Regions from separate parts of the Mus musculus genome. Here all the other regions are linked to region 2. Evidence: chromatin loops called from intact Hi-C (ENCODE). Cell type or tissue: heart. All regions are shown on one strand. Region 1 overlaps Calu (calumenin). Region 2 overlaps Kcp (kielin/chordin-like protein). Region 3 holds the start of n-TPagg6 (a tRNA gene).

Region 1 (2,500 bases), 110 kb after region 2:
AATTCTAAATTCTCAAGGAAACTGCACTTACTAACCAACACCTAGCTAAGTGCACTAAGCCAGTGGCCTTCAGTCAGGACAAGCAGAAGAACACCCAGAGTACACTGAGAAGGGACAACCGTCAAAGAATCAGATCCCTGATTCTCAACTTCAGCACTCTTACAATGTGGCTTACAATGTGGCTTCTACCCGGTTTCCCTTCTTAGAATAGCCATCTTCTTCACTTGTAATGAAACCTAATAGAGTAGAAGAAGCTCTAGAGATGATTAAAAACAGTGGTGTTGGTCTTTAGAAGGCAGACAGGCAGGAAAATTGTTAACAAATACTTTCACATGTGAAGAGACTTCTAATTTTTTGTGTGTAAATAAAACAAAAACAGTCTAAATTTTAGCTATGAGATCATTAAACACAATTTTGGTGATGAATTACATCATAAATTTTGGCACAGAACTAAAGACACTAGGAGAACAAAGCATGGCTGCCACACATCTCCACTCTACAGACAGGGCTTCTGTGGTTTCTCTTCTTTTAATTATGTGTGTGTGCCTGCATGTGTGGGGCAGCAGGCGCCTAAAGAGTTCAGAAGGTAGTGTCTAATGCCCTGGAGCTAGAGTTTCGGTGGTAGTTCAGTAGTGAGCTATCTGAAGTAGGTGCTGGGAACCAATTTTGGATCCTCTGTGAGAGCAGCTTTAACCCTGAGACCTCGTTCAGGGTAATGACATACAATGCTATTTACAAATAGAAAGCTAGATGGAAAAAATTAACAGATATATTTTTGTTTTTTTTTATGGTGACATGTGTACAGTAAGTGCTATTTTCTTCCATTGGTTTTGAGGCAGGGTTTTAGTCTAGATAGGCCTTAAACTGGAGACATTCCTCCTGCCTCAGCCACTCAGCTCTGTATTAACAATTTAAGAACAATTTGATCTGTCAAGACATTTAAAACACTAAGCTTAACTCTGGAAAACAATATTTTAATTTAGATACACAATAAACTTGCAAGTAATTATGTCAGAACAATTAAAGCTTCCAAGATAAAACAAACCAAGAAAAACCACAAATATGTTTGTGAAAAATAAAAATAAATAAAATCCAAATAGTAGAGAATAGATTATATTTTCATTTTCTCAAGGCAACACTATTTCTGTCTATATTTTGACTGGTAAACAGGATGAACATCCCTACAAAATTAAACAAAAATCAACTGCAATCAAGGAATGGTTAAGTGTTGCCAACCAAATATTGGCATTTGAAATTATATATAGAGGGGGCTGGAGAGATGGCTCAGTGGTTAAGAGCACTGACTGCCCTTCTAAAGGTCCTCAGTTCAAATCCCACCAACTACAGTGGCTCTTAACCATCTGTAATGAGATCTGACGCCCTCTTCTGGTATGTCTTCAGACAGCTACAGTGTACTTGCATATAATAAATAAATGTTTAAAACAAAACAAAGAAATGACATAGGGCTGGACTAGAGCTGAGTGGCAGAGACCCTACCTAACGAGTCAAAGCCCTGGGCCTGACCTCCAGTACCTAACACATACACATCAACAAAAATAAATAAATGTGTTTCCAGTTTAATGAAGGAAAATATGTATATATTTTACATATTTGCCTCTATGCATGCATCTATAACTCAAAGTACTATTTTCCCTTTAACAACTAATGAATGCGAAAATAACAGCCGGATGTGATGATGCACACCTTTAATCAGATGGCAGGAGGCAGGGGCATGTTGAGCAGCCTGGTCTACATAGTGAGTCTCGGGATAGCCAGAGCTACATAGTGGCACCCCGCCTCAAAATCCAGCCATTAACATTTACTGAGTGCTCACGTATGCAGGCATTGAGACCAGCATCCTACTTACCACTTTTGTTTTCACTATGAAAACTTTCCTACAGAAGTAGGAAAGAAAGTCCACAGACCCACCACTTAGCCATCATCAACTCAATAGCTGCCAGTTTCTGCCATATGTTCATGTGACACCCTCGCCCCAATGAATTATTTTAGGGCAAATTCTAACCACATATCTCCATGTCCTTTTGAATATAGCTTTACAAATGAAGGACATTTCTTACATAACCATGATGCTATTACCACAGTTTATAAAGCCAATCCTGTGCATCATCTAATATCCATTCCAAGTTTAAACTTCTGAATTACTTTTTAAGAGCTGGTGTATTTCAACCTCACAAAATCCTCCTGCCTCAGCCTAAGTGTTGTGATAACAAGCAGGGGCTGCCACACCCACTTTGTAATATTTATTTACTTATTTATTTAATATATGAGTACGCTGTAGCTGTCTTCAGACACCCTAGAAGAGGGCATCAGATCTCACTACAGATGGTTGTGAGCCACCATGTGGTTGCTGGGAATTGAACTCAGAACCACTGGAAGAGCAGTCAGTGCTCTTAACCGATGAGTCATCTCTCCAGCCTCACTTTATTAGTCTTTTAGAAGTCGAATTAAATATTTTACAGACAACTTTAAAATATGTAAG
Region 2 (2,500 bases):
AGGCCACAGAGATTGCAGGTCATGGCCTGGGTCTTAGTTAGGGTTTCTTTTGCTGTGAAGAGCTCTCATGACTGTGGCAACTGTTATAAAGGAAAATAATTGGGGCTGGCTTACAGGTTCAGAGGTTTAGGCCATTATCATCGTGGCAGGAAGCATGGTGGCCTGCAGGCAGTCACAGGGCTGGAGAAGAGGCTGAGAGTTCTACATCTGAATCTACAGGCAGCTGGAAGAGAGAGTCACACTGGGTCTTGCTTGTAAAACCTTAACCCCACCCCCACCCCCCATGGCGCACTTCCTCCAGCAAGGCCACACCTCTAATAATGCCACTCCCTGTCATTCTATGGGGGGGTGCATTTTCACTCAAATCACCACAGCCTGGCTCCTGTGGGAAATCCCTCTACAATGACATCTGTCTTTAGGACCATGTGGAGTGTACCTTGAGAAGAGCCAAGAGCTCTCCTGTCCTTATGGCTAAAGGTGCTTAAAGCTGGCATGGTCCTCAAGCAGTGCCAAGGGGAGGGATGTGTTGATGGAGGAAGAGTAACATAGCTAAGTCCTCTCTGTTGGCCCTACAAGAACACCCAACAGTGCAGGTGGAAATGGAGCCTGGCCTCAACTCCTTGTCCAGCAGAACAATGCCTCTGCCACCCACATGGGCCATATTTGCTGGTGGATGCTAGACCCACCTCCCTTTGCCCGACGTTCCTCAGATCACGAGTGGCAGGTGCAGGTTATTCAAGTGTTGCTGGGGTCCTGCCGACTCTCCAGCCATCACTCTCCAGCTGATATCCTCCACCACACAGTCTAAGAAGGAGAAATGGATGTCTGTCCAGAAACACTGCTGTGTTTGGGCAGGGTACTGAACCTGTCTCGTTTCTCCTCAGACCCTACCCAGTCATGCATGCATCAGGGTCGCTGGGTGGCCTCTGGAGAACAGTGGGCAGTGGATGCCTGCACCAGCTGCTCCTGTGTGGCTGGTACTGTGCACTGCCAGACCCAGCGCTGCAGGAAGCTCGCATGTAGCCGGGTGAGTGCCTTGGTTCAAGGTGGTAGGACTAGGGCACAAGGGCACTGCCTCCCCAGAGCGATGAGAGGGGCTTTGGGTTTCTGTTGCCATCCATGAACTACTAGCGGAGCCAGGGCTGGTGCTGTTCCTGGAGTGACCACCAGGGGGTGAACCTGGGTTCAAGGGATCAGTGAGACCACCAGAGGGCTGAGACTTGACAGGGGAAGTGTCCTGTGACTGAATCTGTTTGGGTCGGGGGCCAGGATGAGGTCCCTGCCCTGAGTCCCGGCAGCTGCTGTCTCCGCTGTTTGCCCCGGCCGGCTTCCTGCATGGCCTTCGGAGACCCCCATTACCGCACCTTCGATGGCCGCCTGTTGCACTTCCAAGGCAGCTGCAGCTACGTGCTGGCCAAGGACTGCCACGGCGAGGACTTCAGGTACGAACCCCTTTCTCTACTCCGTGACACCTTAACCTGGCACCTCTGACCTCTGGCACCCGGGCCCTTCCTCCTCTTAGTGTGCACGTGACTAATGATGACCGGGGCCGGAGGGGTGTGGCCTGGACCCAAGAGGTAGCAGTGCTGTTGGGAACCGTGGCTGTGAGGCTGCTGCAGGGCAGGACAGTCATGGTGAGCTAAGGACCCAGGGAAGGTCAGTGCTACACAGTTCACCTGTCTGATCCGACATGGCCCCTTCCTTCCCCTCCCCCTCCCCCTTTTCCAGGTGGACCAGCACACAGTGACCTTGCCCTTCCTCCGGGAGCCACTGCTGTACATTGAGCTTCGTGGTCACACTGTGATCCTGCATGCCCAGCCTGGGCTTCAGGTATAGACAGAGGGCAAAACAGGGTGGTCCTGGCACCTCAGCACTTCTAACGCTTCTGTAACTTCCAACGCGTCTGCCTGGTAGGAGGAGGAGAAGGCAGGGGTGAGAAAGTATAAAGTCGGTGGGGATCAGGAGGCAGTCAAGGTGTTCTGAGGACTCTCCCACCTCCCATGTGGGAAAATGATGATCTCTTGCTCGCAGCCCGAGCCATAACTTACAACCCCAAGCTGTGTGCACTTGATCCAAACTCTGATGGCGTTGTACCTTCCTTAAGGCCCCAGGGCAGTGATTCTCAGGAAGAGGGTTTTGTTCCACCTGGAGTCCAGTTGAAAGATGCAGTGGGCAGCTCTCCCACGAGCATTTGGTCAGGCTGTATAACAAGGTACACAGGCTAGGGAAGTGGCCCTTCCATCCCACAGTGCACCTGTCCATCCCACAGCAGGGAGACTATCAAATTAGCTCGTGAACTCCTTGGGGTCTCCGTCCTTCCCCCTCCCTAGTCCCAAGCCTCTTTGCACAGGTGCTGTGGGACGGGCAATCCCAGGTGGAGGTGAGAGTTCCCAGCTCCTACCGGGGCCAGACTTGTGGTCTCTGTGGGAACTTCAATGGCTTTGCCCAGGATGATCTGCAGGGTCCGGATGGGAGGCTCCTGCCCACAGAGGCTTCGTTT
Region 3 (2,500 bases), 97 kb after region 2:
AGTGTGTGCATGGGTGTGGGGCTCTGCACTGGAGTACGGGCAGCCTACCAGGGGCTCCAAGCCAGAACACGACTGACTCTCCCTTCCCCAGCAGCTCCCCAGCTAGGTATGGGGACAGGGGACAGGCAGTGTTCTGAGCAAGCACCTAAACGCTTGTATCTTGTATCCGTGTCCAGGATGGTTGAGTCCGTAGGAGAAACACATTGATGGTCGCATCACAGAGTTACCAATGCATCTGTACTTCCTGTTTGGAAACGGTAGAAAAAGCTGGGAAATCCTACACAAATCATAGTATTGTGTTGATTCTTCAGTAGATCGCTCTCTTGTGCTTACTCTCTCCACCCCCTTCTCTCCTTCTTCCCTTTTTTTTTTTTGTTTTTGTTTTATTTTTGTTTGTTTTATTTGAGACATGGTTTCTCTGAGTAGCCCTGGCTGTCCTGGAACTCACTCTGTAGACCAGGACCTCGAACTCAGAAATCTGTTTGCCTCTGCCTCCTGAGTGCTGGGATTAAAGGCGTGCCCTCTTTCCTTTTTCATCTCTTTCTTTCATCTTTCTTTCTTTGGCGGAATTCCCTCACCTACCCTGGTTTCCTGAAACACCGCTGTAAGACTCTTTCTTTCATTTGTGTGGTATTTGTAGGAATTTCAAGGTTCAAGAACCTGGCTTTCATGTGCTTTTGTGAGGCTCCAGCCCCCTGTAGATGATCCAAAGTCCCCTTCCCTCACACAGGAAGCCCAGTGGATGCTTTAAAACCATGCTTGTCCTGTTTGACCACGTGGAAACAACCACATATATAGACTAAGACTCCGAGGTGACTGACAGTTGGCCGTCAAGATCCTTTAACCAGATCTCTGGCAAGAGCAGGCTGTGCATGTGGAAGTTGGCCAAGGGGGAGCAAAAAATGATAAGCAGGGCTCGTCCGGGATTTGAACCCGGGACCTCTCGCACCCTAAGCGAGAATCATACCCCTAGACCAACGAGCCACTGGCGGTTACTCCTGGCCAGATGTATCCTCTCTACCACATCATCAACATTAACTGCACTAGTGGTTCCTAGGACCGGTTTCTCTGCTGCTCCTCTCAAGCTGGCTCCCAGCCCAGGCAGGCAGTGCTCCAGCAGGCTTTGATCTCCTCAGTCACACAGCCACTCCTCTGCCTAGGACTTCACCCAGAGCTCATACTTCCAAACTCACTGTTGGAAGAAGGGAAGAGAGGGCCAGGCAGGCCCCAGCAGATACTTCTTTGTCTTAGGAGTTATTGCTGTCAATTCCAAGCTGCTCTTTTTTCTTAGCTCCTGGTTAGACCACCAGGAAAAGATGCTTCATACCTGGTAAACTCTTGGGCGCCAGCCCAGACGCCGGACCTGGCACACCCTTGTCTAGGCCACCTTGGCTAACCTACTGCATCTCCTTCCATCTGGAAAGGCAGGTCCTGCCCTGTCTCCCTTAAGGGTGATGGTGAGGTAGGTGATGGAGCGTATAAAATGCTCTACAACAGAAACGGGTGATTGTGGTAACCTAAGACGGGAGGGGGGTGGGGTTGTAGGGATCGGGGTGGAGCTGGAGGTGGGAGGGGTTGGGGATGGGCGGAGATGGGCGGGGTGGAGGAGTACCTAACAGAAGAGAGGCCTTACTGCCTGCTGCGGGCCGGGCATGTGCTGTGTGCTTTACCAGTCTCTTAACTTTGGCCCATGTTCTCTGCTGTAAGACAAGGACACTCGCCTGCACTTGCCATGTGCCCACCTGTTACAAGAATGCTTCCTCTTGCCTAGCTTCAGCCTCTGCTGCCATCTGCATCTGAAGTCGCTTTAAATGCAGGACACACAGCTTCTCGGACTTTCTAGAAAACTGGAGACAGGAGTCTGTCCTCACACACCTCCACACCAAACAGCCCCTGCTGGGGGTGGGGGTGGGGCAGGGAAGCTGCTAAGTGTTAACTCCAAAATCAGTTCTTACTGATGACAGGAGATGGGGTTTGAGGCCAGGCTGTGGCACAGCCTTTCAATTGAGGCTCGAGAGAGGAGGCCGATGTCAGCAGGGATTATGTAGCACATTTCAGGCTCCCCCCTCCCCCGGGGGGACTGCATGGTGAGACCCTATCTCAAGAAGAGGAGGAGATAGTTTGTTCTAGAGCCAAATATGAGAGACCACGACCCAAGAACATAGAATCAGGTTGCCTTAAATACCATTTTCCAGAGTGGTGGCAGTTTCATGAAGCTTTTATAGTTATAGAACAAGAACGTAAGCAATCCGAGTCCCTTTCAGATGCACTGATGGGACTATAAGGTGGATAGGTTAGAACAGAGTGGGGGACATCTCTGCTGGGGTTTCAGCTGCTATCTGATGGCAGTCTTAGTCTATGGATGGTGGAAGCTAGTGGTCTGTTAATACATCTCAAGTGTTTCAAGTGATAGTCACAAGGGTACTAGGTCAGACATAGAGGTGGGCAATGAATGGCTATTAATGTGGATCAAGACAGCTCAAGATAATTAGCCTCAGAT

Evidence for each region. Peaks named below come from ENCODE experiments on the same cell type or tissue, not always from the same donor. Only the 100,000 strongest peaks of a DNase experiment are listed, where the experiment ranks them.
Region 1: a loop joins it to region 2, with 2.3 times the contacts of the local background. A loop is called at or near these places in 4 of 42 quality-filtered maps.
Region 3: a loop joins it to region 2, with 3 times the contacts of the local background. A loop is called at or near these places in 10 of 42 quality-filtered maps.

The regions. Positions count from the first base shown.
Region 1 is chr6:29,369,325-29,371,824 of GRCm38, reverse strand. All of the region lies in intron 5 of Calu (calumenin), which reads right to left. Among named protein-coding and RNA genes, the nearest start is that of Opn1sw, 9.9 kb to the left of the region's middle. In heart, a CTCF peak has its summit at 1,390 (motif pointing left); no DNase peak of the experiment used is centred here.
Region 2 is chr6:29,483,945-29,486,444 of GRCm38, reverse strand. It overlaps Kcp (kielin/chordin-like protein), which reads left to right. Exons shown (of 38, transcript NM_001029985.4): 32 at 885-1,027; 33 at 1,270-1,442; 34 at 1,523-1,634; 35 at 1,729-1,830; 36 at 2,351-2,500. Among named protein-coding and RNA genes, the nearest start is that of Atp6v1fnb, 14 kb to the right of the region's middle. In heart, a CTCF peak has its summit at 1,165 (motif pointing right); DNase peaks (open chromatin) are centred at 1,234 and 1,384; H3K4me3 peaks cover 1,026 bases; H3K27ac peaks cover 728 bases; H3K27me3 peaks cover 1,806 bases.
Region 3 is chr6:29,387,308-29,389,807 of GRCm38, reverse strand. It overlaps n-TPagg6 (a tRNA gene), which reads right to left and starts at 984; the gene lies at 913-984. In heart, no CTCF peak of the experiment used is centred here; a DNase peak (open chromatin) is centred at 1,097; H3K4me3 peaks cover 1,064 bases; H3K27ac peaks cover 1,076 bases; H3K27me3 peaks cover 217 bases.